Linked DNA regions of Mus musculus: regions 1 and 3 are each linked to region 2. The links are chromatin loops, found by intact Hi-C in ENCODE. Cell type or tissue: left cerebral cortex. All regions are shown on one strand. Each heading gives the region's core, and the rest is flanking DNA. Links, peaks and the distances in the headings are about the cores only. Region 1 holds the start of Cnr1 (cannabinoid receptor 1 (brain)). Region 2 holds the start of Akirin2 (akirin 2). Region 3 holds the start of Pnrc1 (proline-rich nuclear receptor coactivator 1).

Evidence for each region. Hi-C counts contacts between places; a loop is a spot of excess contacts. Peaks named below come from ENCODE experiments on the same cell type or tissue, not always from the same donor. Only the 100,000 strongest peaks of a DNase experiment are listed, where the experiment ranks them.
Region 1: it touches region 2 in a loop (6-fold over the local background); 3 of 42 quality-filtered maps call a loop at or near these places.
Region 3: a loop joins it to region 2, with 7 times the contacts of the local background. A loop is called at or near these places in 2 of 42 quality-filtered maps.

What each region holds. Positions count from the first base shown.
Region 1 is chr4:33,919,177-33,929,772 of GRCm38, reverse strand. It overlaps Cnr1 (cannabinoid receptor 1 (brain)), which reads right to left and starts at 5,129. Exons shown (of 2, transcript NM_007726.5): 1 at 4,615-5,129. In left cerebral cortex, for the core only: a CTCF peak has its summit at 6,523; DNase peaks (open chromatin) are centred at 6,001, 6,369, 8,146, 8,872 and 7 more places; H3K4me3 peaks cover 4,859 bases; H3K27ac peaks cover 6,138 bases.
Region 2 is chr4:34,545,465-34,556,060 of GRCm38, reverse strand. It overlaps Akirin2 (akirin 2), which reads right to left and starts at 5,446. Exons shown (of 5, transcript NM_001007589.3): 1 at 4,788-5,446. The coding sequence starts at 5,016. In left cerebral cortex, for the core only: no CTCF peak of the experiment used is centred there; DNase peaks (open chromatin) are centred at 4,472, 4,608, 4,968, 5,538 and 1 more place; H3K4me3 peaks cover 3,358 bases; H3K27ac peaks cover 2,020 bases.
Region 3 is chr4:33,244,203-33,254,798 of GRCm38, reverse strand. It overlaps Pnrc1 (proline-rich nuclear receptor coactivator 1), which reads left to right and starts at 6,012. Exons shown (of 2, transcript NM_001033225.2): 1 at 6,012-6,851; 2 at 8,292-9,376. The coding sequence starts at 6,402. The coding sequence ends at 8,735. In left cerebral cortex, for the core only: a CTCF peak has its summit at 5,757; DNase peaks (open chromatin) are centred at 6,181, 7,038 and 7,821; H3K4me3 peaks cover 3,168 bases; H3K27ac peaks cover 2,211 bases.

The DNA.
Region 1 (10,596 bases), core at 1,667-9,666, 630 kb after region 2:
TATGAAACGTATTCAAAAGTACAAAATACAATGGCAGTGATGCAGGTAATGCAACAAGATACAAACAGATGCTTGTCTGAAATCCCAGGGTTCTCATAGGAAGAGTTCCAACACGTTTATTCTAAACTAAATGACAACAAGACAAAGAAAGCAAGACTTCAAAAGGTCTCTTAAAGTGTAGGTGTAAAAAAAAAAAAAAAAGTCTCTCCAGTTGAGGCCAGAGCAGAACTCAGGTCACTACCAGGACAAGTGTCAGGCCCAATTCCTCCCATTTGGGGAAAAAACAGTTCTTCCTTAAAAAGAAGAAAAAAACAAAAAAACAGGAAAACAACAACAACAACAACTTTAAAAACTCAACTACTGTAGTCCTCAAGAATTTCATTATCACTTTCCAATTAAAGTCTGTCCCAACGTTGTTCAATACTCATCTATGAGGATAACTCCTCAAACTTAGGGAAAGAGCCAGTCTGACACCAAGAACGTTTGTACATGCAACTAGATGTCCTAAGAAAATTCTGTCTCGGAATGTGCTCTAGGGTGCCAGGATACCCTGTTGGGGGGAGAAACATGACCCAGGAAAGCTTTTAGTAGGTATTTTCTGCTCCAAATTACAGGCAATTATGCTGATTTCATTCAAGGAATGGCTCTGATGTGTTATTATCCATCTATCATGAGCACACCTATTATCCACGTGTCAGGCGCAAGGAAAACATTCATGTAACATTAAGCCACTGAATCATGGTGCGAGGTGGTGGCCAGCGCTAGAGTTAATCCTCCCCGTTCACTCACCCGCATTTCTTATTGTTTGAGCATCCTTGTAATAACATGATACCATTTGAAACAGGAAGCGAATGGGCGCTATTTTAACATGCACTTTGTGATTTTCTGCCAATTGGTATAGTTCTAATATCCAAAAAAATTTGAATTATCAAGACTGGCAAAGAGCTGTCTTAAACTCATCAGAAGCATTGGTGTTTATGATATAATTATAATCAAGTGTGGTGATGATCCTCCTCAGCCTAGAGTCAGACCTTAGGGCCCCTAGAGAAGTGCACAAGATTATTAGGGCACAGAAGACCAGAGCAGATCTGCACCTATCTTGGAAACAAAGCAGCCTTGTTTTAATTCAACATGAATACTTCCTTTTGCTTCGTGTCTTCTGTGTCCATCTGTGTAGTTGGTTTGAACTTGGACATTTTCCCAAAGTTGCAGTATTCATTTAAAAATCAGAATGGTATTTTCACATATTTAAAAAGTCACTGTACCTAAATTTTTACTTGACCTACAACAATGAGAAAGTTTGTTCTTGCATAGGTTAAAAAAAAAGTGTTTCTACACATTCTGTTTTGTAACTTATGTGGTATAGAGTTTGAGAGCATTGATATTCTGGGTGACATTTATCACTTCTTTTAATCCAAGAAATATTTTAGAATCTGAAGTGAACTTTATAAGACAAACCTAATCTAATCTCAGAACATACAGCCAAGCAAATTAAATAGTTATTAAAGAATTAGCAGTTCAGTGGGGAAGTGTTGAAGTCCCAACCCACACAAGACAGAACCTGTACATTTATAACATACAGTTAACATTTTTATAAGAACAGGATTGGGAAAGAACTGGAGATCTGGAGAAGAAGATACAAAATTCCAGAGTTCAAATACATAAATGAAGTTTTTATTTCCTTGTGTCCTTTTCATTATTTACCAGCCAGTAAGAGAAAAATAAGCACAACTCTGAAAATACAGGTATGCAGTCTGTGACTCAGCCCTGGTGGTTTTTCAAAAACTCTGCAGTCTTGGTTTACAGTAAAAAAGCAGAATTATAAATAATTTAAATCCAGAGGCTGGTTTCACTCTACCGGACCAGTCAAAAATGATGACTACCAAAATAGGACAGACAAGTCTTCAACTGGGAAGACCTAACATCCTTTAAAGGTGCTGGGAACCCAAGCTCTGAACTGTGCCCATTATGCAACAAACTAATGTACTTACCCCCAAGAATAACAGGCAGCATCCTAGAGGAGAGACTTCATCTCACTAACCAAATTCGAGAAGCTATGACCAAATTGTCCTTTACTAATTACGTGTTATTAGGTATAACTAAATTCAATTTGCTATTTTTTCCTTGTAAATTCCCAAATAGCTAGTTATGGAAAATTATTTATCAGGCCAACTGTTTTCTGGGAAGAAGCATTTGGTAAGTGCCATGAACTCTAAACTGCCAGTATAAGCTCTATTTCATAATACTTTCCTCTTATGTAGTAAATCCAACTCTAATTTCAAAGACCAATACACAAGACAAACCAAGGAACCTGTCTAAATATTCTTGTGGTTAATGCTAATTCTAAGTCAAAGCACAGGAGAATGTCATAGATTGTTTTGGAGAGTTTCACAGGCTTTGCTTTCGTAATTAATAAGCTGACAGAGCATACTAAACACTTATCAACACAATCAATGAGGCTGCTTCCTTCTTGAGAAAACAGATAAAACGATTCATGGAGTTTTCCTTCAGAATTGTCTGTAATACATAATATGTCACAAATATCATGGTTCTTTTGGAAAATTTCATTCCGAGCAGTTTCATCTGGATAACATTTAACAATTTCACTATTTTAACATTTTGAAATGCCAAAAAGAACACACTGATCCTGCAGTGAGGCTTATTAGAGAGGAGCAGTCTCACAGGCAAGCCAGAAAGGAACACAGTCCGCTGGGAGATGGGTAACAGGGGGGAAAAGCAGGGAACACTGGAGAGCAAACAAAGCCAAGCCCCGCTCCACCACGAGGTCTGATTTTCCCCAGAATTAAAACTTTACATATACAATTCATCACCTATGGCTTAATTAATTAAGTTACAACCTCCATTTCTATACGCAGCCACCGATGCCATTAAATGTAGGGGCAAAAATATCAGATGTGTCTTCTTAACAATGAGCACGCAAGCATAGTCATTTTGGAAGGTCACAAGTGAGCATTCCCACCATGTGGTATTACTGCACCCCCATGTAGGATCAGGGGCACAATGAAAGCTGCCCCAGTAGACACTTATACATACATACATACATACATACATACATACCTCAGCCATGGCTGTTCCTTGCTTGAAACGGGAGACATCTTTTGAAGCAATAAAAGAGCCTGCTCACAATAAGTTCTCCTAACGACCTAAAATGATTAGTTTTTTTTTTTAACCATATCAACATGAAGCCTCTTTTGCAGCTAGAGCAACTGCTAGTGTACCTAAAAACAACAGCCTGCAGTATGTGCTGCTTAGCATTCTAGAGGTGCATGCATTCTGTTCCTGTGTGGATTTAATCAGAAATATATATATATATATTTCTCTCAGTTAAGAAAGTATTCATGGCCTTTCCTTTGGATAAAATTGCTTGTAACTGAGTTAGAGAAGGTGGGGCGTGGAGGGAGGGGAGGCAGAGAAAAATCGATCAGCAGATCTATCTCCCTTTCAAATTGTCAAAAGCTGGGATTAGAAGACCAGCACTTTAAATCAGTCAGTCCTATGGGAACCTTGGAGGTCGGCTACTCCTAGTTTCTCAATTTTCTGCCAAACAGACTGATGTCAGGAGTGACCCCACAGATAATCAGTACCCGCGGAGTCTCCTCTGAGCATGTGCATCTCCCCATTGTTCAAAGGAATTAAGTTGGCAATAAAAACGAGAAGTTATGGGACCCAGAGAGGTATCTTTCAACATCCTTAAAACCAGTAAATCTGCTCTAATCTCTTATTAGATTAAATGTCCAAGGAGATTTAATATGCCAAGAAATAAACAAAGGCAGGAAGAGCTAGTAGCTCCTATTTGGAAGAAAAATTTAAAAGATAGGAAATAGGTTTTTTCATAGATAGGTTATTAAATTTTTTTCTCACCTCTTTGAAACCTTTGAGAGATAAACCATGTACTACAATTAAAAACACGCATGTTGCTTTAAACTTTGAAATGACCAAACAACAGTTTCTCACATCTATCATAGCAAACATTTGCATTCAGGAAATGCTCCATTTGTGACTTGTAAGCCTTAACCAAGAAACATCCTTTTAAAATAAAGCATCAACTTCATTCGTCTGGTGCCAGCTCTTAGTTTCATGTTCCTATAACAGTCAATCACAGGTATCAATACTATATATATTAGTTTTTCCTTAAACAGAGATGGCTGCTGTAGCTATCGCTCTGTATCAGAAGTTCCTTATTTAACATAGATTTCTTTACATGACATTTAGTATTTAATTGAGTCGTTTTCTACATGTGGTGCAGAGACTCTGGAAGACTTAGTTTCTGATAAGGCTAAAAGACGTCAAGCATCAACTCAAGTGCCTGTTTTCCAAACATGCACAATTACACATTTTCTACAAACAGACATCAGTGTATGCAGAGCTAGGTGCATATCCAGTAAATTGTAAATGGTAGAAGCCTCCAGAAGTAGCTTAGACCACAGGTAACAAGCTGGGACTATACAGCTAAGTAAACACCATATTAGCACGATTTGCTCTCCTGGAACACGGAGCAAGAACTCCGCGTAGGACACCAGGGGACCACTGGCCAGTACCGAGGGGGCGGGAGGCGGAAAAGCTATTCCCAAACGCCACTGTGCCAGGTCTTACCCTTCGCATCCCCCGGTCCACGGGCCAGAAGCTCCCTCGGCACCTGTCGCCCAGCCAAGGGGCTGGCTCTCTGCTACAAGGAAATTTGCCCCCAGACTCTATGAGAGCTCTGCAGACAGCCCAGGCTCCCGCCTGAGCCAGGGGGAGGCTCTGGCGCCAGGGGAGCCAGAAGGAGGCGGAGGCGGAAAAGAAGTGGAGAAGGTAGAGGCAGCGAGCGAGCAGGGGAGGCGGCGCGGGGCGCGGTGGGGCGGGGTGGAGCGGGGCGTGCCCGCGGCGATCGGTCAGTAAGTCAGTCGGTCTGCGCGCCCGCGTCCCCGGCCTCTAGCACCCGTGCGCCACGGCCCCTGGGACTGGCTCCCCTGGGCTCGGACAGGCCCGCTTCGTTCTCCGGCTCTCCCCGGCGTCCCACTGACCGCGCTGGCCGGCCTGGGGCCGCCCGCTTGGGCCACCCCGAGCGCCCGTCGCCGCGCCCTGCTTGAGGTCCCTGCCTCTCCCTCAGCTCGCGCGCTGTCTCTGGCTCGCTCTCGCTCCAGTCCCATTTATGAAGCGTGGTCCCATCACGTGTTAATGAGCCTTTGTCCTGCCCTGGCAGCGGCGGCAGCAGAGACTCCGCCAAGGGATCTGCGCGGGGAGGGACCGGCGCGCGGCGCCCGCGGCTCCAAACTTTGCTGCGCGGTACCCGCCGCGGCGCTGGCCCGGGGGCTAGGAGGGACGGCCCTGGCGCTCGGCGCCCACTGTGTCATCCTCACTCTTTGCCACCAACGACCCCGCGGCCTCACCCTGCTCTGCTCCCTGGCGCCCTCCCACCCTGGCGTGGCCAAAGGGGACGCGTGCCTCACTGCCCGCGACCTCGGGGCCGTTAATCACCAGCGCTGCTCATTGCCAGGACCTCACTGGAGGTCACGCGCCGGGCGGTCGGGATCCGGAAACAGGGCGGCAGGAAGGCCGGCCAAGTGAGGTCTCCGCCCGACCCTCCCCTCTGCGCCGCCTCCAGTCCTCAGCTACCTGGCCGCGGCCACCAGCCCTCCGCCCTCGGGGCGGACGGCGTCGCCTGGGCGCCTCCCGCGCTGGCCCGCGCGACCACCCGGGCGCGCCCAGCCTCCAGCCGTGGCCGCACGAGCTCGGCTCTGTGGGCGCCCGGCGCCCCCTCCCCAGCCCTGGCGCTCCCCGCACCTCCTGCTCGCGGGGAGATGCATCCGCGGCGGGCGGGGGCTCTTGTTGGGCGGGAGCCTGGGGACCGGCGGTGCGCCCGGCCGCCGCCGCAGGAATTAGGGGACATGCTCGTTAATTGGTTCCACTCCGCCGTCTGCCTCTTGTGTGCACGGATCAAACCTTAATTGGTCTTTACATTTATCACGGCGAATTGCAACCCTATACACGAGCGTCAGCCCGCAGCTTCAGCCGAGGGGGCCATTCTCCGCCCGGGCCCCGGGGACCAGGCGGTTGTGGCTACAGCTGAATTGCGTTTTAGACCTCGTTCTCCCTGGAGAGTTGGGTCCAGTCGAGTCGTAAGGTTTCCACCTGACAGAGCCACATCAAGTCAGGTCCAGGGGCCCAGCTGTAGGCACAACGTTAGGTTCCTAGGCCCTCAAGGTAGCAGCTTGGCATTCGTTTTAAGCCTTGCTCAGAGTCGAGGACGTCTAGCCCAAACAGCTTCCTACAAGGCCTCTTTTTACCAATTCTCCCTGACGTCCTACCCCCCACCCAGAGCCAAACGCTCAGTGTATCTGGCCCCTATTTTGAATCTGGTGACAAGGATCCCAGAGGGTGAGCCTAAAGGAAGAAGCAACATAGAGGGTAGAGGAAGCTGCAGAATTCGGGGAGGAGAGACTGCTCTGAGAAGGAAAGCCTGAAAGCTTCCTACCTACAGGTCGAGCTGAAGAAAGGCTTCCAGCAGAGCGCTAGCTGTCGGAATATCTCTGAGACTGTTTTCCACTAGAGAGAGTAGTTTCCATTTCCATGTGAGGAGATGGCCTTTTGAGACAGAGTCCACAGCTGAAGCAATCAAGTTGTAGGTAAATATAAACAAAGATCTGACAGACCAATCGTAGAGGGAGAAATGCTTAGGAGAGATGATTGGGTGGATGTGGGATACCATTTGAGCCTTAAACCTGCTGCCTAGGCACAGGCTCTGCTTTGCCTCCTTCCACACATCTCCAGCATAAAGGCAGCTCTTTCTAAAGATTTACAGGAGAAAGAGGCTTCGTCGTCGTCTGCCCCTTTCTTTCAGAGGTCGAAGTTGCTATTTTAGCCTCACCTCAGATTCCTAGCAGAAGCAAACATTTGGGGGGGGGGGGCAGACATTGCTTTTCTTGGGACCTCCCAGACTCTAGAGAAGTCTCAGCACTACCTGCTAGCCAGGAAGCTGGCAGTTCTTGCTCTGCGTGGTCAGGTCAGGGAGCCGGGCAAGCTTTCGTGTGGGTGTTGGTGCTATTTAGCCACCCAGGTGGCTCAGCACTGTTGTTCAGCGTCATTCAGGTGTTAAACACAGACAGACCCTGGTAGTATGTAAAGGACCTTCTTCCTCATATTGATCCACCGTCTTGGTGGCCCATATCATATCTGGAGGAAGAAGTCATTTAGTCATTTGCAACCTGTGGGAGGTACTCTACATAAGTCTTTTATCAACACCAGCTTTTACTTCTTCTAAGATGGAACTCAGTTTCCTTATAAAGATGTTGATGCTTATTCGTGTCTCAAAATCATCCCAAATCTCTGATCGATGGTGTACTTTTTCACTGAATCCTATGAAACACTAACACCATATCTATCTATCTATCTATCTATCTATCTATCATCTATCTATCTTAAATGCTGGGAGTCTGTTGGTTGACTGGCTGAAGTGGTATGTGGATTGAAACTATCAGTATTAATCTAACCAGAGAGAGATTACAGAAGCTATTACTATTTAGCTAGTTATCCTTCTGTTAACTTGAATGGGAGGCCTAGAGTCTGACATCTGGAAAATTGTACCAGCAGTATTCAGAGTTCAAAGATAACCCTCAATAATGGAATCAAACTTTGACTTGTGACCTGGTGTTTTATTAACACAAAGGGGTACTCTGTTAAAACAGAGAGAATTATGCTGTTTGGAAAGTGCCCTTCCTGGGGGTATGCATACATGTTTTTCAAGTTCTGTCTGCCCCAAGCTCATCAGCCAGGCAATGAGCTGCTGTATGTTTCCTTCTGAGTTGGGGAGCTAAAAGAGAGGCAGGCAGCTAACCGTGGAAAAGCCAGGTATTCTCTGATGCCTTGGACTTCAGTTTGCAAAGATCACTTTTATATGGGAGGAAATGATCTACAGCCCACATGCCGCTGGGTGTATCTTGTGCTCCCGGAGGAGACATCAGGGATGGCAAAGGCAGAGCTGTCAGTATCCCTAATAGGAATACTATACTAAGGATACATGGAAACATGACACAAAATGTAAATGACTCTTGATCTCTACAAACCAAGGGTGAATTTCGAATCCACGTCCTTCTGAGGAAAGACCTGTCAACTCTTTAGCAGGCGTCACTAGTTCCTTCAGACTCTCTGGTTTTTCAGATCTTTATTCTTTTAAAATTATAACAGGGCTGTGATGAGCCAATTTGCTGCTGTTCTGTGTAATTTGGGTTATTCATTCAGTGGGATGTAGAAGATGAGAACACAGTTAAAGTGGCATATTTAAACTTCAAAGAAAGATCTCAATTTGCAACAGTCAATGTGCTCCTAGTTACACTAGACACAGAACATTAAAGAAGCAATGGCTCGCTCTGAGACAGCCGTTGGGTCCCAAAGAGGTTGCACATTGAGGTTGCTCCTTTAACTTGCCGTGGTTCATCAGACCCAACCCCCACTTTCAGGGTGATGGACAGTGGTTCCTTTATTCAGGAACTGGCAAAGCAAAAAAAAAAAAAAAAAAAAAAAAAAAAAAAAAAAAACGTCACTCTTTTTTAGAGTTTGGGGCCCAAGTTTGGGCCCCATGTCAATTTAGCATGTGCAGGGATGATCATTCCACAGGGCTAGAATGCTGGGTAATTAAAGATATTTAGGGACTGATCTGGCTACACGATTTCATTCTAATTCAGAGAGTAGCTTTAGAATTCCACCAGCTGTTGCTGTCTCTCCTAAGAAGTGTTAAGGCATTTTGTATTGCAGTGGCTCTGCCTTGCTTGGTGGCCTGCAAGCCCTGCAGCCCAGGTTCTGGCAGCTGCAGTGTGAGGTCTGAAATGGCTGCTTGTGATATGTTCCACCAGCGATGTAGCAGCCTAAAGAACCACCCACATCGCTTCTGTGTGCATCTCAGAACCACGAGCTGCTGCTGAAGAAACTGGAGGCTCTCTGTCATGCCACCATCAGAAAGTAAACGTCCTGAGACTGCCTTCAAGTGGAGAAGCTGGTTGTCAGGATGAGTCAGGAAGAAAAGGAAGGAGTGGAGAAGGAAGGATGAGGACCCCCTTGATCTCAGGATACTCTGTTAGATGCAGAGACTATCATCTTTCCATACAACTAAATGTGTGCTAGTTAGGGATTTCCTTTCCTTTCCTTTCCTTTCCTTTCCTTTCCTTTCCTTTCCTTTCCTTTCCTTTCCTTTCCTTTCCTTTCCTTTCCTTTCCTTTCCTTTTTCCTCTCCTCTCCTCTCCTCTCCTCTCCTCTCCTCTCCTCTCCTCTCCTCTCCTCTCCTCTCCTCTCCTCTCCTCTCCTCTCCTCTCCCTCTCCCTCTCCTCCCTCTCCCTCTCCTCCCTCTCCCTCTCCCTCTCCCTCTCCCTCTCCTCTCTCCCCTCCCCTCCCCTCCCTTTCTTTTCTTTTCTTTTCTTTTCTTTTCACCTTCTCACCTTCTTTCATTAACACGCCAGATGAGCAGTTGCAAGGAAAGCCAAGAAACGACAGGATGGCATTTTCTTCTGCTCATGTGTTCTGTCGTGGTTTTGTAGCCAAGCAGAGGAGCAGTGATGAGGAGATGGAGTACCCATACCTTCAGACCACATGAGAGTCATGCTCTAACAGAATAAACAAGCAGAGGGAGAAAATACAGCAGCAAGGAGCCAGGTAAATACAGCCTTTGCTCCCCTTGATGAAGCGCAGGCAAACCTGTCGCCGATGCGCTATAATTAAAAGGGCTAAAAACATATATCTAAATATTTATGTTCTAAAAACTTGGGATAAGCAGCAATATAATACTATAAAAACAGCAAACAATAGCCAGGAGTGAAGACAGACACTTTTTAGTCATGCACAGCCCTCCTTGAATAGGCTTAGTTACTTTTCTATTGCTGTGATAAGACACCATGAACCAAGGCAACTTTGTCTTTCCAAGAAGAAAGAGCTTATTTGGGGCTTACAGTTTCCAAAGCATGGTGATTATGGCAGGAAACCTGGCACCGGGTAGCCAGGCTGGGCACTGAGCAGTGGCTGAGAGCTCACCACCTGAAATAGAGTCACGCGGCAGAAGAAGAGACAGCAGGACTGGTGTGAGCTTCTGAAACCTCAAGTCCAGCTGCCAGTGACATACCTCCTCCAACGAGGCCACAGCTCCTAGTCCTCACCAAATAGTTCCACCAAATGGGGACCAAGTCTTCAAACACATGAGCCTATAGAAGCTGTTCTCATTCAAACCACCACATTCGTGTTCTTGGTGGTTTCTTTGTTTCTTCATTTTGTTTTGACAACTTCGAGTAGGAACTTAGAAAAGAAAAGAAAATGACTGCCCTTCTTGAGAAAAAAAAAAAAAAAGAGTAAATGTAATAATGGATCTAACCTCCCATCTGGCATCTGGAACTTGGGCTCTCAATAAAAATTGGGAATTTGCAAAAGCCAATGCTGTGTGTTCATTTCTTTGTCTAAGTATATCTGTCATTAAAGCAAACAGGTACAGCTTAGGCCTTAGGAAGGACTAGGTATAACAAATGGTTTTCTAAGTTTTTGTTTAAAGAACTATAGATTTGGACAGAGGTAGGTGAGATTCAAGGTCTTCTAGCCCTTCTCTATGCTGATGATGGC
Region 2 (10,596 bases), core at 1,363-9,362:
TGCCAGCATTGGAATACAACCCCTTAAGCTGTTTGTCTGGGGTATCCTAGAGACCTCCAAAATGATACAGACTACTGTTAATGTTTTAGGTTGCGCTCCCACTCTTGATGGTTAGGATTCTATTGCTGAGGCCATCACATAGTCACAGGACATGGATCAAGCTGGTACTCTTAGCTAGCTTCCACAGTCCCAGGTGTTTGGCAGGCTACTATGAAAGTCATCCAACAAGGCTTATCTAATTGTGACCTCTCTTGAGCTACAAAAATGATCGGTTTGCCATAACAGGCCCATGAGTGCAATAGTGGCACAAATGTCACGGGGTAAATGTCCAGCTTTCTGGTTGGGTTTATGATTTTTGCTTGCTCCAAGACAGAAATACATGCTTGACACTGTAATCCTAGGCAACAACCCATGGCTGGAGCATTTATGGGCTCCAGGGGTGAGCTCACTACTATGTGTTATATGGACATGATATAGAACTACCCTCTAAATAAATAAATAAATACAGAGATACAAATTTAGAGGGTAGATTGAGGCAGAAAAACTGTAAGAGCCAGTGTCTTCTGGACATGACATGCTGAAACACTCACGAATTTACAGCAATAGTGGCTGCCCATCCACAGTAATACACAAGACCCCATTCTTAGCTGAGGACAGGTGATGGCATCTGAGGGAAGAACAGTCAATTTTCTTAAAACTCTTAGTAGGTCAGCCATGCTCTAATGGATGACCCCAAATCTATGAGTATATATAGGCAACACAAATTGGGACTTAAAGTTATTTTAGGAGGAAGGAAGGGGGAGAGAGACAACACAAAATTGAGAAGCAGAAAAAGGTGGGTAAGATGGATCTGGGAAGAGTTAGGTACTTAGAAAAAATACATCCTTAAAATCTTACTTAAAATAGGGCAGGGTGGCACATAGCCTTTAATCCCAGCACTCGAGATGTAAAAGCATGCCAGGAGTTCCTGGCTAGTCAAGGATCTAGCCCCCCCAACCCCCATACCCTGGACACTTTCATTCCCCCATTCTCATTAAAATGCTTCTCTCTCCCAACCCACCCTCATTCACCACCCACCATCCTTTGATACACTAAAACGTTATTTTAAGCATCATTGAATTAAAATCCTAAACCAAACCAGTGTACACATACCTTTTTTTTTCTTTTTCTTTTGTAAAAGACCAGACAATAAATGTGAATTCTGGGAACACACTCTCTCCACAAGCTTACTAAGATAACCTGCAGTGGACTTTAAACTTTAAAGGAGGGCAGGCACAACTGTAGCCAAATGACTATTTTTCATGGCACTGACATTTGAATTTTTTGAATTCTCAACATGATGAAATGATCATTTTTTGTTCTTTTTCAGACATTTAAAAATGTAGCTAAAAAAAATTCTTACCTCCCAGACTGTACAAACACATGGCCATAGGTTGACAAACCTACCTTAGAGTACAGTTATGAATTAGTAACTCAGGTACACTAAAAATCATGTTTGAGATAGGATACATGAAGAGGGGCAAGAACAGAACAGAAGCCTCTGTTAATTAACATAATAAAGAGTTTCAGGTCTCAAGGGTAAGAATGTGAGCTAGACTTCCATCAACTAGTCCTCTTCTTTAGTATTAAATTTCAAGTTTGAAAAATATTGATTTAAATAAAAGTAGTCATATTAAGTTTGGAATCACTTTCCTGGAATGTCTAAAATAACAACAGCATTTAGAACAGTGCCCAAGTTCTTGAAGCTACTAATATGCCACTTCAAGAACACTATCAGAAGAAAACATGAAGTACCTGAAATAGAATAATGATAAAGACAAATCGCATATAGTACATACTCTGTATAAACTTCTAGGTCTTCATTAGTTTTAGCTTAAAAAGGTTCAACCACACATTTACTGTGTGATTAAAAATTACAGCAGCAAATATGTACATTTTAGCAAATTTAAACTTTAACAATCTTCCCTCATTTTTCAAGAAGCTAATCTTTTACATTTTCAAATGAACTGAAATACCAACTTAATATTTAGCAAACTCTAAAAACATCAACTGGCAACTCTCTCTCCTCTCTTTCTCTCTCTCTCTCTCTCTGTCTCTCTCTCTCTGTCTCTCCCTGTCTCTCTCCCTGTCTCTCTCTCTCTCTGTCTCTCTCTCTCTCTCTGTCTCTCCCTGTCTCTCTCCCTGTCTCTCTCTCTCTCTCTGTCTCTCCCTGTCTCTCTCCCTGTCTCTCTCTCTCTCTCTCTGTCTCTCCCTGTCTCTCTCTCTCCCTGTCTCTCTCTCTCTCCCTGTCTCTCTCTCTCCCTGTCTCTCTCTCCCTGTCTCTCTCTCTCTCTGTCTCTCTCTCTGTCTCTCTCTCTCTCTCTGTCTCTCTCTCTCTCTCTCTCCCTCTCTCTCTCTCCCTCTCTCTCTCTCTCCCTCTCTCTCCCTCTCTCTCCCTCTCTCTCTCTCTCCCTCTCTCCCTCCCTCTCCCTCTCCCTCTCCCTCTCCCTCTCCCTCTCTCTCTCTCTCTCTCTCTCTCTCTCTCTCTCTCTCTCTCTCTCTCTCTCTCATTGTGAGACAGGGTTTCTCTGTGTAGCCTTGGCTGTCCTAGAACTCACTCTGTAGACCAGGCTGGCCTGGAACTCAGAAATCCGCCTGTCTCTGCCTCCCAAGTGCTGGGATTAAAGGCGTGCCCCACCACCACCCAGCTGATTTGATTTTAGGTTTCAAGATGTGGTCAAACTAGATCAGCTGGCTAAAAGACTAAAAATACTCCCAGTTATTTTACAGTATACTGATTGAGATGTGGAGACTCTTAAACACTCTGCACTACAGCACTGACATGGCAGACTGGGAGATCATTACCGTTTCTGAACAACCTCCCTTAAGTAAAGAAACGTGTCATAGCTCCCTGCTGTGTTAGTATTCAAGATTATTTTAACTGCATAGGGATATATTGTAACTCTCAAACTTATCACTAGCTCCAATGAAATTTATTGCTAGTTACAGCTATTTTAAAATGGCTCCATTAGTAGATAGGACACCATTTCAATGTTCAAATTTAGCATTTCATTAAAAACAAAAAATGTCTGCCCCAAGAATTCATTCTCCAGCCCGGCGGAGGTGGCGCCCGCCTTTAATCCCAGCACTTGGGAGGCAGAGACAGGTGGATTTCTGAGTTCAAGGGCAGCCTGGTCTGCAAAGTGAGTTTCAGGATAGCCAGGGCTACACAGAGAAACCCTGTCTCGAAAAACCAAAAAAAAAAAAAAAAAAAAAAAAAAAGGAATCCATTCTCCACTTTGTTCCCTTGTTTTACAGTAATGACTAAAGCAGGGGGTTCTCAGCGCTCCTGATAAGCCCACCCTTTAGCACAGTACCTCATGCAGTGATGATCCCAACCCTATGATTATTGTTGCTACTTCATAATGTAATTTTGCTACTGTTATAAATCATAATGCAAATATCGGAGCGTTCCCCCGGGGGTCGCGGCCCACAGATTGAGAGCCATTCCTCTAACAACTCGGTCAGGAGTGCCTTTATACACATATGTGGGGGAGGGCAGCTTAGGTATGATCCTTAAATAAACGTCTTGGAATTTCTACGAAAAGTGACTGCAACTCATAAAACAGCTTTTGGCTACGTTATATCAAAAATTTAAGAGCCAGACTAGGTAACTGAGGTTCTCCATGGATTTGGGTATGAATATTTAAATGTGACATTTAAAAAAACACACATGGTACAGTCAATTTCATATAGATGTTACCAAATACAGAACTCTATAGTTCCCATCTTTTTAAAATGAATTACTGAGAAAAAAAAAATTTAAGCTAAGCAAAGGCTTTAAGGATGATATCACTAAGGGCTTACACACACAGGCTCACACACTCTTGCATGCCACACACAAAAGAAACAGACTTACACTTCAAGTCCATTAAAGTTTACCCTAAGATTGTGCCGAAGGCACACAAAGATTTCCAAATGCAGAGGGGGAAAAAAAATCCCTAGGTACACATTTAGTATACAAAAGCAATCAAAGGTCCATCCGGCAGACACTTTGAGAAAATGTTTCAAGACTTCAAGTCTGAAGTCCACTGGAATCTTGATTTATTCGTTACTCTCGAGGCTAGGTTGTTTTCTCCCAACATACTTCATTGGGATAACTAAAGCATTTACAAATAAACTAGTCAGTCTCAATTTGAAGTACACCTTCCTTTTCATTAAAAGTTCAGGATCTCTTAAGGACTGGACGCATAGTGAGATCACATTACAGTACTCGGGAAGAACATTTGCTTTGTTGTTGACCCTGCTAGGGAAACAGGTCTTGACTCAGCCAAAGTGGCGTTCTTGTGGGTGATTAATGACAGGCCTACAACTCGCCCCAGTGACATCCATCCCCCTCCAAACCCCACCCCTTCTATACTAAAACCAGCCAAGTCTAAAATGGAGGAGGGGCTGCCTTCTCGCCTCAAACCACTCAGTCACTGAGTTAATAGCTGCAACCAATCGATTCAGCCCAAGAGACCCGGAGATTCGGGTGAAATGTGACCCTTCTCTCGCCTGACTTATGAATAATATCACCCTCTCTGATCATTTCCGCTGGGGCTCTACATAAGGAAACGATTCTAGGGATCTAGCCCCAAATGATCTGCCTCACAATGAGGGACCCCCACAATGCCGGCCAACCCGACTCGTACCCACCCAACCTGCCGACACCACCCCCACCTCGGTTCAGGCCCTTCCTTCCCTTTGTGTCCGCACCCAAGCTCCCGGCCGCAGCCCACCCCGGCAGCCCCGGGGCCGAGGCCCACCTGTGGTGAGCCGGGAAGAGACGTCGCCGAAGGGGGAAGGCTCCATCCGGAGATACTTCTGCGGCGAGGCGGCCGCGGCCGAGGCGGCGGCGGCGGCGGTGGCGGCGGCAGGGGAGGCGGCAGCCGAAGCCGGCGCCGACAAAGGCGCGCACCGCCTCCGCTTCGGAGATGCGGGGCTCAGCAGCGGGTCGAAATCCAGAGTCCTTTTCAGAGTGGCTCCGCACGCCATGGTGGCGGGCGGCCGAGGCTCGGCTCGGGCGGGGCCGGGAAGGACGGGGGCAAACGGGCCCTCCGAGGTGCCCGGTGGGTGTGGGGCCCGGGACGGCGGAGCCGCGACAGGGCAGGCGGGCGAGGCGCGAGGGTCGCGCCGCCGGCTCGGGGCCGCTCCCGAGAGGCCGGGCCGCCCCCGCCGTGCGCTCGGGCTGAGCGCGCCGGGGCTCCTGCGCGGAGACCCGCTCCCTTCGGAAGTGGACCCGGCCAGTGGCGCGACCCAGACGCGATCTCCGACACGCCGGTGCAGACGGAAGCTCGTGAGTGGCGGCCACGCGCGGGAGCTGCGAGGTAGCCCGGCCGTACAGAGCTAAGCAATGCACTCGACCCTCTCTTCTCCACGGAACAACTCTGCCACCCGCCGCCGGCCCCAATATGGCGTCAATAACAACGCCGCCGATTCAAATCCTGCGGCCCCAGGGCGCCTGCGCACCGGGGGCGGGCCCGCCAGAGTGCATTCTGGGATTTGTGGGGTTTCGTGAAGGGCAGGGATCGGCCTGAAAGGCGGTTACCCAGAAGTCACAGAAACTACGACTCCCGTCATCCAAGGCGCACGATCCCAAGTTCCGGGTTGGAATTTAAATACCCCCTCATAAGTAAGAGAGTTTAAAAAAAAAAAAAAAAAAAAAAGACCTAAGGAAGAGAAAGGAGAGCCTGTGAGACAGTGGGGAAGAGGAAGCGAACCCATTGGAAAAGCAAGCTAAGCACTTTAGAGACCCTGTGAAGATTTGGCATAGTGACTTAAACGGGATATAACAAAGAGCCAGTCTAATATTTGGAGAGAGATTAATTTAGCTGTCAGGAGCGCCAAAAAACCAAATCTGTCACATGGAGGAGATAGGAAATAATGAAAACACCAATTTGGGTCCTCGAGACAGAACGACAGTAATAATATCAGATTACAGGATCTTTGAAGTCTGTGCTTTGCGCTTCCCAGATAGGTACTTGTTTGCTTATTAAATTCTGCATAGCTGAAAAGGAGCACAAAGTCAATTGTTTACTATGAGCAGAGAGCGATCAACACCAGAAATTTGTTGAGTTTGGAAGGCTGGGTGGGGTCTAGGGAAAGGCAAGCAAATAAATGCCTAGGGAGCAGGACCCATCTTTATTAGCAAAGTGGGAAGAAATATTTCTAAAATTTGTTTTTTCATCAACTATCTAAAATAGGGATCGACTACAGCACTGATGAAGTAATTTATGTAGATACTTTATATCTTCTGCCTGTGGATGCTAGCTCTCCACCAAGATTATAAGTATTAATACGCCTAATGCTCACTCTTTTCTGCTTACTCAGAAATCAACATATGTGGCTGCTTTATAGTTGTTTTGGACAATACCTCTCTATATATCCATTTGTTTAGAATTGTTCACCACCACAAAGATCAGCTTTCTTGATCACACTGTATAAGCAACTCTGTCACACTTATTTTAATTTAGAATATAGTTCTTAGAAAGTATCTTTTGAGAAAGACCAGCATTCTATGAAACAGTCACTTAACTAAGACTTGTACTAAGGATGTGTTTATTAAATTATAAAAACTCCAGGAAATCTGTTATTGTGCTGAAACTGACTGGACGTTCATACTTTATGTAAGAGCAGAATAAGAAAAGTTCTTGACTTTTTTTTTTCCTTTGGAGATAAGATCTGATATCAAATTCACTGGGTAGCCAAAGATGACCTTGAACTTTTGACCCTCCCACCTCTACCTCCTGAGAACTAAGGTTAAGATGATTGGCGTGTGCCATCATACATCGTTTATATATTGCCAGGGGTCAATCAAGCACCCTAGCAACTAAACAGCAGCCTCTCCTTTTGTCCACTAAGATTTGACCACAGGTGGCACGGAAGGTAAAAGGGAGCCACAAGACAGGACATTGAGATTGTGTGGAAGAGGAGGAAGGGGTAATAGAGTATTTGTGACATGAAAGCAGAAGGTAACTGCCAGGGGAGAAAGGGTACACGGCCTGGAGGAATGAACAGAAACAAATCAGGTATGAGCAGGCCATAACGCAAATTGCATTGTGGGCTAATGTTAAAAATAAACAAGAAATTCAGTAGGATAAATAAAAGCAATTGTATAGAGGTCAGAAAAAGAGCAGTAGTAAGGACTACCAGCGTTAGCCACTCTAATTGTCTGGGAATGTCGATATAGCTAGCATAGTTTGCTCATTTATGCTTTTGTCTTTTGTTGTTTGTTATTTTTGAAATTTGTTAGTTGGTTTTTCCTAACTGTTGTATGGCTATGAAGAGACACTATGATCAAGGATACATATAAGATAAAGCATTTAACTGGAGGCTTGCTTATAGTTTCAGAGGGTTATCATCATGGAAGGAAACGTGGCATGGATGGAGTAGTAGTAGTGAGAGCTTATAACTTGATCTGGAGGCAGGAAAGAGAGACAGAGAAAGAGAGACAGAGAGAAAGAGACAGAGAGAGACAGAGACACACAGAGAGACAGACAGACAGACACAGAGAGAGAGAGACACAGAGAGAGAGACACACACACACACACACACACACACACACACACACACACAGAGAGAGAGAGAGAGAGAGAGAGAGAGAGAGAGAGGGCCCCCCTTGTGATACATCTCCAACAAGACCACACATCCTACCTTCCTAAATAGATGACCAACTGAAAAACAAGTATTCAGCTTGTGAGCCTTAGTGCCAATTCCTATTCAAACCACCATGCTAATTACTTTGATTTGGGGTTTGGTTTTGTTTTTGTGGCTCTAATGGTACCCTGTGTGCATTAGGTATTTCCCTTTCCTGGTACCAGGGTTCCCTACAGAGTGACATTCAGTTTTGACATAGCTTGTACAGTAAGTTTTTCTAGTTTTTCTTTCTGTATTTTAAGGCATTTTTTATTAGATATTTTCTTCTACATTTCAAATGCTATCCCGAAAGTCCCCTATACCCTCCCCCAGCCCTGCTTCCTTACCCACCCACTCCCACTTCTTGGCCCTGGTATTCCCCTGTACTGGGGCTCTTTCTATATTTTTAATCGGTGTGTTTATTATAATCTGGATTTTCCTTAATTTTTTGTTCTTTCTGGTTTAAATTTAAACATGCCTGGGGCAGTTTCCCTTGGAAATTTGGGAACTCCTATCAGCAACAGTAATTCTTTCTGCATTAGGTCTGCAGCTCTAGGCTTATGTGGCCTACAGGAGGGTCAGGAGTTCAAGTTCATCCTTAACCCAGAGGCAACTTTCTGGCTTGAGAATGAGACTGGCTCTCACCAGGGAGTGGAACTCTTTGAAAAGATTAGAAGGATTAGGTGGTGAGGCCTTGTTGTCACTGGGAGAATGCCTTGAGGTTTTCTTTTTTCTTTTCTTTTTTTTTTTTTAAAGATTTATTTATTTATTATATGAAAGTACACTGTAGCTGTCCTCAGAAACTCCAGAAGAGGTCATCAGATTTCATTACAGATGGTTGTGAGCCACCATGTAGTTGCTGGGATTTGAACTCGGGACCTTTGGAAGAGCAGTCGGCACTCTTAACCACTGAGCCATCTCGCCAGCCCAAGGTTCTCAAAAGAAGACATTCAACACAGTGTTTCTTTCTCTCTGCCTGCCGGTCTGTATGTAGGTAGCTCTCAACTACTACTCCAGCATTTTGTCTGCTACGCTCCTGCCTTGATGATGGACTAAACCTCTGAAACTGTAAGCAAGTCGCTAAGTAAATGCTTTTTTTAATAAGAGTTGCCTTGGTCATGGTGTCTCTTCACAGAAAAGGCATAGTGACTAAGACCCTTTCTCAGTGCTTCAAGCTTGAAAATCTTGTCTATAAACTTTCACATTATTCTCACCACATTGAAAAAAAGAAGTCTGTCAAGGGATCTTTTGCTCCCACACTTAAAAAATGTCAGTTGATAACATTTTATTTTTATTTTTTACCACTCTGTCCTCTCAATAGTCCTCATTTGTAACAAGTCTTTCAGAGTAGCCAAAGGCTTTCAGAGAAAAACCTACAAAAAGTAATTCTAGCTGGGCAGTGGTGCGGCACACCTTTAATCCCAGCACTTGGGAGGCAGAGACAGGTGGATTTCCGAGTTCCAGGACAGCCAGGGTTATACAGAGAAACCCTGTCTCAACCCCCCCCCCCCCCACACACACACAAAGGGAAAAAAGTAATTCTAAGGCAAGAAATGAAAATAAATACAACTCTTAAAAACCATTCAGTTTTAACATAATTTTGAAGTGAATTTTGAGTTCATGCATCAAAAAGAAAGAGAAAACTAACACAGTAAGTTAAGTCAAGTTACATGAATCTAAATATATAGTGCAATTAAATGTTCCTGTGACCTCACAGCCAGGCTGGTTCTGCTGGTGAATACAGGCAAGTTTTAAAGGCTTGTCACACTTTTGTCACCATGTAGCAATTCTCTTCTGAGAAGCATCATCTTCCCCAGTCTGAGCAGAGAGCACACTGCTTTTACCAAGATCCAAGACTCTGATCCTTGCTTGGTACTAAACTGTCTTACTTTTTAATGGTTTTTGTATTTCCATTTTTTTCCTGTGTATTGTTGTGACTGTGTGAGGATGCTGGATGCCCTGGAACTGAAGTTACAATTGTGAGCTGCCATGTGGGTGCTAGGAACTGAACCTAGGTCCTCCGGCAGAGCAGCCAGTGTTCTTATGTTGCTGAGCCATCTGTCCAGCCCCAGTATTAGGCTTTATAACAACTTCTGATATAATCCTTAGAATCTGATTCTGACAAGGCATTCTTTGATTAATGTCAGTAAAATCGACATAGATAACGTAAGACCTAACCACTTGGAACTTCAAGATCCTCTTCATACCATAAATCATTTTCAAACAATTTTCTTTTTCTTTTTTAAAGATTTATTTATTTATTTATTGTATATGATTTACACTGCAGCTGTACAGATGGTTGTGAGCCTTCATGTGGTTGTTGGGAATTGAATTTAGTACCTCTGCTCACTCTGGTTGGCCCTGCTCGCTCAGGACCAAAGATTTATTTTATTATTATAAATAAGTGTACTGTTGCTGTCTTCAGACACACAAGAAGAGGGCTTCAGATCTCATGATGGATGGTTGTGAGCCACCATGTGGTTGCTGGGATTTGAACTCAGGATCTTCAGAGGAGCAGTCAGTGCTCTTACCCGCTGAGCCATCTCAACAGCCCCCTCAAACAATTTTCTTACATGAAATAAAATAGTAAAAACGAAGGCAAATGTAGAAGAGAAGAGAAATGTTTGCTAACTTTTCATGCTGTTTGAGTAATGTTAAGCCTAGCATCAGGAAGAGCAATTCTAATTCAGAAACCCCTTCAAGTCTATGTACAGAGCAAGCACTGCCTAGGACAGAAAACAAAACAAAACAAAACAAAAAAAAAACCAAAGAACAATCATTGTGAGAATGAGTGTACTTGGGGAAGAATACACTCTGTAACTCCTTCACCAAAGGTTTGCAGGCTACTTGAGCCTCCTCTGAGAACTGTATTTGTAATGCACAGTATTTTGTGTTCCAAATAAGATGACTGATTTTTATTTTCATTGTTGGAATTGTGGT
Region 3 (10,596 bases), core at 1,815-9,814, 1.3 Mb after region 2:
CCCATAATTCTTTTCACTCATTTCCTGAGAGAAGCATCATCCTTTCTCTTTCAGGGTTGGCCTCTGCAAAGAATAGCTTCCTAAGACAACTGACTGAGAGCAACGTTCTTAGGCTTTACGTTCTAGAAAAAGTTTGATTCTGCCCTTACGCTTGGTAGTTTGGGAGAAGCACTCTTCTATGTTGGTACCCACTTCCCTTTGGAATGCCGAAGTCATTTTTGTATTGTCTTCTAACTTCCAAGTTCTGTGATGATACTACCCAGGTTTTAATGCTTCATGTGAGACCTGTTTCTCTCTGAAAGGGTTTTAATGTTCATCTCTTTTCTGAACATTATGTTTCTTGGTATAGGAATATTTCCAACTAGTGTGCTCACAATTTGTGTGCCTTCAGCCTAGAGATTCATGTTCCTCACCCACTACACTCTTGATACGCTGAGATAATTCATTAGAGCTCATTACAGCTAGGATCTTGAATGTCCCCCCAGAGACCTGTGTGTTGAAGGATTGGTCCTCAGCCTATGGTGCTATTGGGAAGTGGAATCTCTAGGGGTAGGGCCCTAGTCGAAAGAAGGCAGATTATGGGGGCAAGCTCTTAAGGTGGTAATGTCCCCCCCCCCTCCGGCTTCTGCTGACATGTATTCTTGCTCTGATGCTTTGTGCCACCATAGGTGACCAGGGACTGAAACCATGAGCCAAATGAACCTTTCTTCTGTACAGGAGTGTTTTCTCTGAGCATGTTTTGTCACCATGACAAGAGTTAACACAAAGGAGCTCCTGCTGCTGTTTCCATGCCTTACAATTCCTTTTGTTACTATTCAGCCTTCAGTGACCCAGCTGGGCATGGTAGAGTATACCTATAATGACAGCAGTTGGGAGGCTGAGGCAGGAGGATCATGAGTTTGAGGCCAGCTTGGACTATATAGTGAATTCTAGGCCAGCTGGGGCTTCATAAAGAGACCTGTCTTTTAAAAAATGAGAAGAGAGAGAGAGAGAGACAGAGACACAGACACAGACACAGACAGATGGACTCTGATTATAGACTTTGTATAAAAAGTATGAATTGTTAACCTAGTGGGAGCCACAAAAGAATGAATAATTTGACTAGGCTTAGAGAACCAGGACATTGTGACTCAGAGAACTTTATAGTTAAAGAACAGGAGAAGTAAAGGAAATATAGTCAGGTATGGTGGTGTGCCAGAATGCCAGCACTTGGAGGGCTGACACTGGAGGATTAAACATTCCAGGGTCAGCCTGAGCTAGACTGTTTCAAAAACCATAGGTCGGTATAGAGATCTGATAGTAGTGAGATCTCATATCAAACAAGAAAATATTAGCATCAATATTTAAATCAATCACGTTGTACACCTGCACATATTAAGAATAACTGTAACACACTAACTTACTAGTTAAGCTAAGCTCTAGCTGTTCTCTCCTGAATCTCAGTGATAATTACATCATTTTAGATACTGCATTTGTAGCACTGAGTCATCACCAATACTGAAACTTGACTTGGCAGAATGCCGACATGAGCAGTTCCTTCGGGGTCCCTTGAAGGAGGCTTCATTTGGTCTTTAGCTCTATAAGACACTTTGTTGGTCTCTCTTTGGGTTCAGTTGGACTTACGTTGTTGTTTAAGACAGGGTCTCATATACCCAGGCTGGTATTGAACTCATTACGAAGCCAAGGATGACCTAGAACTCGTGATTCTCCTGCTTGCTTTTATCTCCCAAGTGGCTAGGCATGTGCCACAATACCCAGCTCTTGTGGGTTTTTTTTTAAATGATACAACAGAAAATTTATTAATTTACTAGTTTATGTTTTACTTATTGCAATTGGTGGGGGAGGGGTCTTCATGTCATGCTGCAACTGTGTAGGTCAGAGAGCAACTTGGTGGCATGGCTTGTCTCCTACCTTTACATGCTATGCCAGGGATTGAACTCAAGTTGTTAGGGTTGCAGCAGCAGGCAGCAGGTACCTTCGACCACCAAGCCATCTCGCTGGCCCTGGTTTTGTTTTCTGAGTTACTTTTCTCCAAGGTTTAGGTAATGGGGAGAAACGATTGAACTGAATATTCTAATACCAGGAAAATAAAGTTGCTTCATTTTAATTTCTTTCTGTGGCAGGAGAGATTGAGTCCAGGCAACTACTTTACTACTTAAATCAGTGGTTCTCAACCTCCCTAATGCTTCAGTCCCTTAATACAATTCCTCATGTTGTGGTTACCCCAGCCATAAAGTTATTTTTGTTGCTACTTCATAACTGTAATTTTGATAGTTATGAACTGAATGTAAATATGTTTTCCAGTGATCTTTGGTGACCCCTGTGAAAGGGCCATTTGACACGTGTGCACATGCGTGCATACACACACACACACACACACACACCAAAGGGGTTGCTACCCATAGGTTGAATGCCGCTGACTCAAATCCTCAGTCATGGTTTCATACGTTTGAAACAGGTTCTCCTAGAGTACAAGCTGGCTGTAAACTTGCTGCTCGCTCAGACTGACTAAAACCTCTTGACAGAAAGTTCAGGTGTCCAGTAGTTGTTCAGTCCACAAGGCTGGATGTCTCCGTTGGCCCTCAGTGTATGCTGGAATCTTAAGAAGTCGGCTCCAGTGCCAGCGAAGGAATGGACTTGCTAGCAAGGTGAGAGCAAGCAGGCAGAAAGCAGAGGCTTCTCCCTCCTTGGCTACTCTTGGTTGTCAACTTGACTTCATCTGGAAGGAACTAAACTGCAAGACTGGAGGCGCCCCTGTGAGGGATCTAGCCTAGCGTTTCTTCTTGCTCTTCTTCATCAGCTGTGGCTACGTACTCTCCTCACGGGTTGCTGAATCAAATTCAATTCACAGGGCGGAAGACTTGCTTGCTGAGTTTTATTTCCGCTTTTTGGAAATGGTGTCATTCTTTAGCACTGTCTGACTTGGAACCTTATGTGCAGATCGGCTTAGTCTCAAACTTTCAGGGCATCTCCTGGCTTTGCCTCCAAAGGACTACACGAAGTCCCCACAGCTGACTATCAAAGATGGGAATTAAAGGCTTTGTAAGCTCTTTTCCAGTTTTGGATTCCCATTCATCCAACGGACATGATCACCTACCATGAACTGTTACAAACATAAAAATCAGTCAAGTCTACAGAGATAAAGCCCAGCAATTAATCATGATGAAATATATATAAAGTTATCACTCTGTATAGTTAGGTATTACTCTGTATAGTCAGCATGATCAACCTTGCTATCAGTAATTAAATATTTTAGGCACCATTTGCTACTACCTAGCTTAAGAGTTATTGGGAACAGCCCTATAAGACTAAGAGAGAGTAAGGCTGTGGCTTCCTAAAATTGTCAATCAACTGTCATCTAGGGATGATGGCTCGGACCCCTAATGCCAGCATTTGGGAAGTGGAGACAGTAGGATCAAGAGTTCAAGGTCATACGTGGCTATATAGTAAGCTCCAAGCTAGTTAGGCCCTCGAAGAAATAAGATGAAAACAAACCCAATAACGAAGTATGACAGACAACACAGTTGATAACCATCAGAGCTGTGCTTTGTGGTGTTTATTTTTGTTGTTGTTTTGGATCTTTTCAAGACACTATGTAGATCTAGATGTTCCATTCACTGCTGTTCAGACTGGCCTCGAGTTCTCAGAGATGCACTTGCCGCTGTCTCCTGAGTACTGGGATTAAAGTCATGTGCCACCAAGCCATCTGTGCTTCTAAGGGAGGAAGTGCCTATCTCAGCACTGAGGCCAGCCTTTCCAGCATGATGGCTCACACTTTTAAGCCCACCAACAGGAAGGCAAAGGCAGGAAGATCTCCATGAGTTCAAGGCTAGTCTGGTTTCTGGTTTACATTGTGAATTCCAGGCCAGGGAAGACTATATAGCAAGACCCTGTGTAAGATTAAAAACATTTGTTTTTTACTTATTGTTACTAGACATTTTGAGGAGTCACCTTTGGGTGTCACACACTACCAGGGAAATTGAAGCTCTCACTCAGGGTTCTTAGTCTCACTAATAAGGTAGTTTAGAACAGAAGCTCAAGGAGTTTATTAGTTTTGTTTTTTTCCCAAGACTGTAAGGCAGGCATGGTGTAAATCTCAGCAGCTGTCTGGAGAGAAAAGATGGAGAAGAGGGAGAGAAAAACGTCTTTTTGTAAGGGGCCACAAGGAGAAAGGGGTTAGACAGCTTCAGAGGAAAGTGAACAATCCCAGAGTGCCCGGGAAAGCATTCCGGAGTCCAGAATCTGAAAGTAAAAGAGATGAAAAGGAAGTTACCAAAAGGTCATTTTTCTACTCTGGCAAGTGGTGGGTTCCAAACTTTGACTAGGAGATAGCTGTCTCTTGATGAGCCTCAACAGAGTCCCGATCAAGGGAACTGCATGCAACGACTACCACTTCAGAAGTGCTCACCCTGACATCATTTACAAGAAGGGCTGAAATCGCCCGGCTTGGTAGCGCATGCCTTTAATCCCAGCACTTGGGAGGCAGAGGCAGGCGGATTTTTGAGTTTGAGGCCAGCCTGGTCTACAAAGTGAGTTCCAGGACAGCCAGGGCTATACAGAGAAACCCTGTCTCAAAAAAAAAAAAAAAAAAAAAAGGTCTGAACTGAAATCAGGAATGGATATTCCTGACTTTCACCATCATCTGTTCACTATCAAAGAATCAATGTACTGGGAGTGGCTGTGTAGAAAGAAGTAAGATGTCAGGGCTCCCTTCTGGGATCTCTAGCCTGAGAACAAAGACATTCCCTACTGCTGGCCAAAGACAATGGAACTATTCCCTGCCTCTAACCTCCTAGCTCATTCCCATCTTCTGTTCTCCTCACAGTGTGTGTGTGTCTATGTGTGTGTGTGTGTGTGTGTGTGTGTGTAGTGGAAGCAGGTTTGCGGCAGAATGTGTTTGGAAGTCAGAGGGCCACTTTGTGGTTTTGGCTGTCTTTCATTTTTAGGTGGCTTACAGGGATGGGACTCAGGCTGCTAGGCTTATATAGCAAGCATTTTAATTACTCACTGATCCATCTAGATGCCCTGCTCTTTTTATTATGAGGCAGAGTCTCATTAAATTCCCTACACTAGAAATTTCCCATCCTCTACTTCTGCCTCTCCAGGAGCTAGTGTTACAGGTCTTGACCTTGCCATACCTAGACCAGAGTTCAGATTCTTCTGTTAATTTTTTAATGATTTGTGTCTAATTCTTTAGTCTCTTGTATGCCTTACTGTAAAATGATTAAAAAAAAATTATTGGACAATGGTGACATGGGCCTTTAATCCCAGCACTAGGGAGGCAGAGACTGGTGTATCTCTGTGTTCGAGGCCAGCCTGGTCTACAGATCGAGTACAGAGTACAGCCTGGGCTACACAAAGAGTAACGCCATCTCGAAGAAAGAAAAAAGAGGAAACTAAATAAATAAAGCCCCAATCATTAAAGAAGTATGTTTCAAACAAGATGAATTACAGAAATTGGTTCTGAGGTCCTATTTGGTAACTGGTGTCTACAGTTCTTTTCTGTATTAAACTGTGAGTAGAGAATTCTGTTAACCCAGTTAGCTAGCAACTGTAGCAGAGCTGTTTTCTCTGGGTGGGACAAAGGCCAATTGGTTGGCAGCAGCATCAAGTTTCAGGGGCAATGTGAGATCTCAAGAGACTCCCAGAGATCTTTAGCTATAAAGGCAGTAAAAAATTAAAGGCCCATTTTCGGCATTATAGAGTACTTCTGATGAGCTGAAGAATCCTTCAGTAAACCCTTTTTTATTTTCACCACCAGGGTTAATTGGCAGCGTCGGAAAACCGAATGAGAAACCACATAGCCAAATTTCACTGTAGGTTAAATGGAGGCAGATCTTCACCAGTGCTGTAAATCCTTAGTGAAATAAATCCTTAGTGTTCTCCGAAATCTCTTAAAATTTTTATGTAGGGCTGAAATCGAAAACCTACAAAGCAGTCCTTTCTGGAGGTCAGAAGCTTCCTAGTTCCTCCACCGCCTCTCTCCTCCTCCTCCCCTGCCCCACCCCCAGGCTACCCCAAAGGATCGCTGCCAGGGAGGTGAGGCAGAAGTCGAACTTCATTGTTCACGGGACACTCTCGGTAAGAGCCCGTTGGGCGCGCCTGCGCAACGTGCGCTCTTTGTGAAGGGCTGCAGCAGGCTGCTTGTTTGTGTCTTGCCTCGGGGCGCGGAGGCGGGACCGAGGGAGTGGCCTGGCAGGCGCACGCGGATTGGGCCGCCGCAGGGAGGTGGGCGGGCACGGGGCGGGGCCTCGGGTAACAACACTGGCCGCGGTGGCCAGCGCTATTTGTTGCTGCGCCGCCTCGCCCGAGTCATGGTCCTTGCTCCGAACCTTCCAGCAGCAGCCTCCGCCGCCGCCCCGTGACTCCTGCTCCCCGCCTTTCTGCCGAGTCCCCGCGCCATGACCGTCGTCTCCGTCCCACAGCGAGATCTCGCTCTGAGCGGCCGCTTAGCGCCGCTCGGGTTCCTCGGGGCCCTCCCGATGGTGAACCCGGCCCCGCCGCCCTTGCCGCGCCTTCCGGACCCGCGCGCGCTGCCACCCACCCTCTTCCTGCCGCACTTCCTCGGGGGGGACGGGCCGTGCCTGGCGCCCGCGCCTCGCACCACCGCGCCGTCCGGCTGCACCTTGGCCCCGGCGGCTGCCCCGCGGGCGGCGCCCAAGAAGCGGCGGAAGAAAAAGGTGCGGGCCAGCCCGGCCGGGCAGCTGCCCAGCCGCTTCCACCAGTTCCAGCAGCACCGGCCGAGCCTGGAGGGTGGTCGCAGCCCGGCGCCGGGGCCAATCGTCGCGCAGGAGGAGCGAGGTCTGGCGGCCACTGCCCTGCTCCACAGACAGCCCCCACTCGCGAAGGAGGTAGGGCCGGTGGGGGCGGGGCGGCTGTTTACTCGGGAGGGAAGTTTCCGTGACGCTCGCTCGAGTGGTGGGGCGGAAGCGGGAGGGGGGCTGGGCGGCTGCGCTGGCGCCGCCCATTGGCTCCGGAGCCAGCCAATGGGAGCGGCGGCTACGGCCCAGCAACAGCCTGCATTTAGAAGCTTGGCGGCGCTCCAGGGGGTTTCGGCGTTCGGGGCTCAGGGACCTGCGGAGGGCTGACGTCAGCCCGCTACGTGCAGCGCTCTGGGGCGCTCATGAAGGCGGTGCTGGGTGGGGGCGGAGGCGCAGGCGCAGGCGCGGTGCCCAGTGGGGCACCGGGCGGGCGGGACCCACGCACAGCCAGATCCGCTGAGTCGGACTGCTGTTGGGAAGTTGGCAGGAGTCTCCGTCTGATGCCCGACGCGAAGGTGTCCCGGGCCCTGTGCAGGCCGGCACGAGCTTGCCTCGCTGGAGGGGGCTTCTAAGCAGCGCCCTGAATGAGTTTTTAGAAGTTATAAAATGGACTCCTCGGTTAACGGATCTGGATAACTGGGATACAGTTTTGTCGAGGCTAAAGGATTTGAGAGTTGTCTTAGCATGAAAAACAAAAGCCGAAACCACCTTTTTCATACAGCTTGAAGAATTCTTTGTTGGTAGTGACACGAAAAGCAGCCATTGTACTGAAATTGTACTTGATCAAGATGTGCCCATGAAGAGGAATAAGAATTTAGATCCTGAAGTGGTTTTTTGTTTGGTTTGGTTTGGTTTTTAGTTTTTCAGACAGGCACTTGCATTAGCTTAGAACTCACTGTACATTGGAGAAGATTCTATTTTTCAGAGGCAGTTTTGAACGGGAAAGACAGTATGACCTTGTACTTGGGTCTCAGTTTTTGTGTCCTTACTATATCATGCAAGCATCAGAGGGGCAGTGATCTAAGGGTGTTTTCATTTGGTGCACATTTCTGTAGATTATGCTGGGAAAGTTACTACAGTGCAAAAGTTTGTGGCCTGTTAGGATTCGGGCTGTAGCCCCGGCTGGCCTGGAATTTACCTTTCTGCTTCTGCCTTACAGACCTTTTGGCTGAGCTTAGAAGGTCGTCCATGAAGTTGCTGAATCTGAAAGGCAGACGGGAACTTTTTTTCTAACCTATAGAGGACACTTGTTCCTTACTGTTGTTTACAGTTAGAAAAGATGGACATTGAGTTTTTTTTAAGTGATATTTTTCTGAATGTAAGTTTGATATATGCTATAATTAACAGCATCAATTCAATAGCAACATAAGAGGCGTGCACATTTGAACATCCAGTAGTAAGCACATCCCACACATAACGTATTTATTTAAAACCGGATTAAATTCTAGAGGACTTTAAAAGCAAGTTTGTAAAATATATGTAAAGATAACTTTTATCTTGAAAATTGCTCACTTTTGTGTTCCTTTGTAGGTTTTAAAATCAAAGATGGGAAAATCGGAGAAAATTGCCCTTCCCCACAGCCAGCTTGTGCATGGTATACACTTGTGTGAACAACCAAAGATAAACAGACAGAAAAGCAAATACAACTTGCCACTAACCAAGATCACCTCTGCAAAAAGGAATGAAAGTGACTTTTGGCAGGATTCTGCTTCCTCCGATCGAATGCAGAAGCAGGAAAAAAAGTCTTTTAAAAATACTGAGAACATTAAAAGTAACCATTTGAAGAAATCAGCATTTCTAACAGAAGTGAGCCAAAAGGAAAATTACGCCGGAGCAAAGTTCAGTGACCCACCTTCCCCTAGTGTCCTCCCAAAGCCTCCGAGTCACTGGATGGGAAGTACCGCCGAGAACCCCAGCCAGAGCCGGGAGCTGATGGCAGTGCACTTGAAAACGCTCCTCAAGGTGCAGACCTAGGCTTGCGTCTGCAGTGTGTGGTAAACATCGATTTCCCCAGACCTTTGGACTCGAAAGGAAACGGATACAGCAGTGAAAACTTGCCCTGTTGCAGCATCCGACACAATGAGCTTAAGTCACACAAGCAGCTTGTATTATATTTTATATTTTGTAAATACTGTATACCATGTATTATGTGTACATTGTTCATACTTGAGAGGACATTATAGTTTTGTTATGAAAGTATGTATTTTGCCCTGCAGCTGTGGTGGTGTTTTGTATATATACAGTGGAGATAGTCTAAGTGGGTGCTAAGGCACATGGAAGACTGTTTATTTGCACAGGTACCGAAATTTTTTTAAGAACAGCTGTCAAATCTCAAAAGTGAAGATGTAACTGTGAACAATTTCCTTATGTACTACTGAAGGTGAAATTCGGCACAATCACTGTAATCATGGAGTCTGTGTTGCTCTAAATTGACAACTTGACTTTTAATCTGCAATTCCTAGAAAGCTTCCCGTTTTTACCAAACTTCATTTCTGGATATTGGTATATTGCCATTATGGAGATTTAAAACACCTCTAATTTTAAATACCAACAAAATTGGTTGTAATCAAATTTTAAATCAATAATAATAATTTGGCCTCCCCCCTTTTAAGGTAGTCTTGGCTTTTTGTGTGTGCCTGCTGTCTGAATGAGTGTGTAAGCAGGTGACTGTGTCATTGGACTTGGAACATTTGTTGTCTTCGTGTCTTTGACTATGCTAAAATAACAACCTTGCTACAAAATTTAATAACTTAACCTACCTCTGAGAGAAAGAATTTCCCATCTTGGAAATAGAAATGTGAACAAAAGTGAAGCTGGTTGTTATAAATATGAAAATTAATTATGACAGTATCTTGAGCTCACTCAGCTCTGGAGTTGAAATAACCTAGAACTTCTGCTTTCGCTCCAGTGTGGGGGTTACTGGTGTACACCACCACCCCGGGGCATCAGAGGTACTGGGGATCAAACAGGGCTCTGGGCATGCTAGGCAAGCAAGCACTGTGCCAGTAGACTGTATCTCTAGCTCTAGAATACACAATTCCTCATTTTTATTTTGAAGTAATTATTTTGGAGTTTCTCAGGCTGTCCTTCATCTTGTCTCATGATCCAAGCAGGGCTGGAACTTTTAATCTGTTTGACTGAGGAATTGGGATCACAGGCAAACTCTCACCTCACTTAGAATTTCCTTTTGTATGAACTGTTAATGCTTGGCTTCCAGTATGTGCGTGTGAGTGCAATGCTCATGGAGGCTGGAGGGATCAGATCTCTGGAGCTCTAGTTACAGGTCTCTGTGGGCTGGGAACTGAACTCCCAAAGGTATCTTTCCCTTTCATTTTTCAGTGAAAGAAAATACTTTTGTTATAGGAATGGGGAAGCCGCCTCAGAGGGTAAGGAAGCCTGAGCTTGATCCCTGCAACCCATCGTAGAAATAATCAAAAAATGTAATAGTCTGTGTGTGTGAGACTTCCAGGGGAGAAATTTAAGAGCTCTTTCTCTGGGGGCTTTGGTTCTGATACCCAAAGCTAAGGCTTAAAAACATTTTAGCACTCAGTAGATAACACAACTCGGTGGGTAAAGGCAGGTGGCACCAGCTTGAAGTCCTGGAAATGACAAGGTAGACAAGTAGATGCAAGTTGTCCTGGGACCTCTCAGGCACCACCCTCCACTAAAACATTGGAGGGGTTGGGGGAGATGGCTTTGCAAGCATGAGGACCTAAACTTGCATCCCTAGCCACTGAGCCTGTAATCTGGGAGCAGGGAAGGGAAAGACAAAAACATTGCAAGGCTCACTCACCAGCCAGCCAGCCAGCCAGCCAGCCAGCCAGCCAGCCAGCCC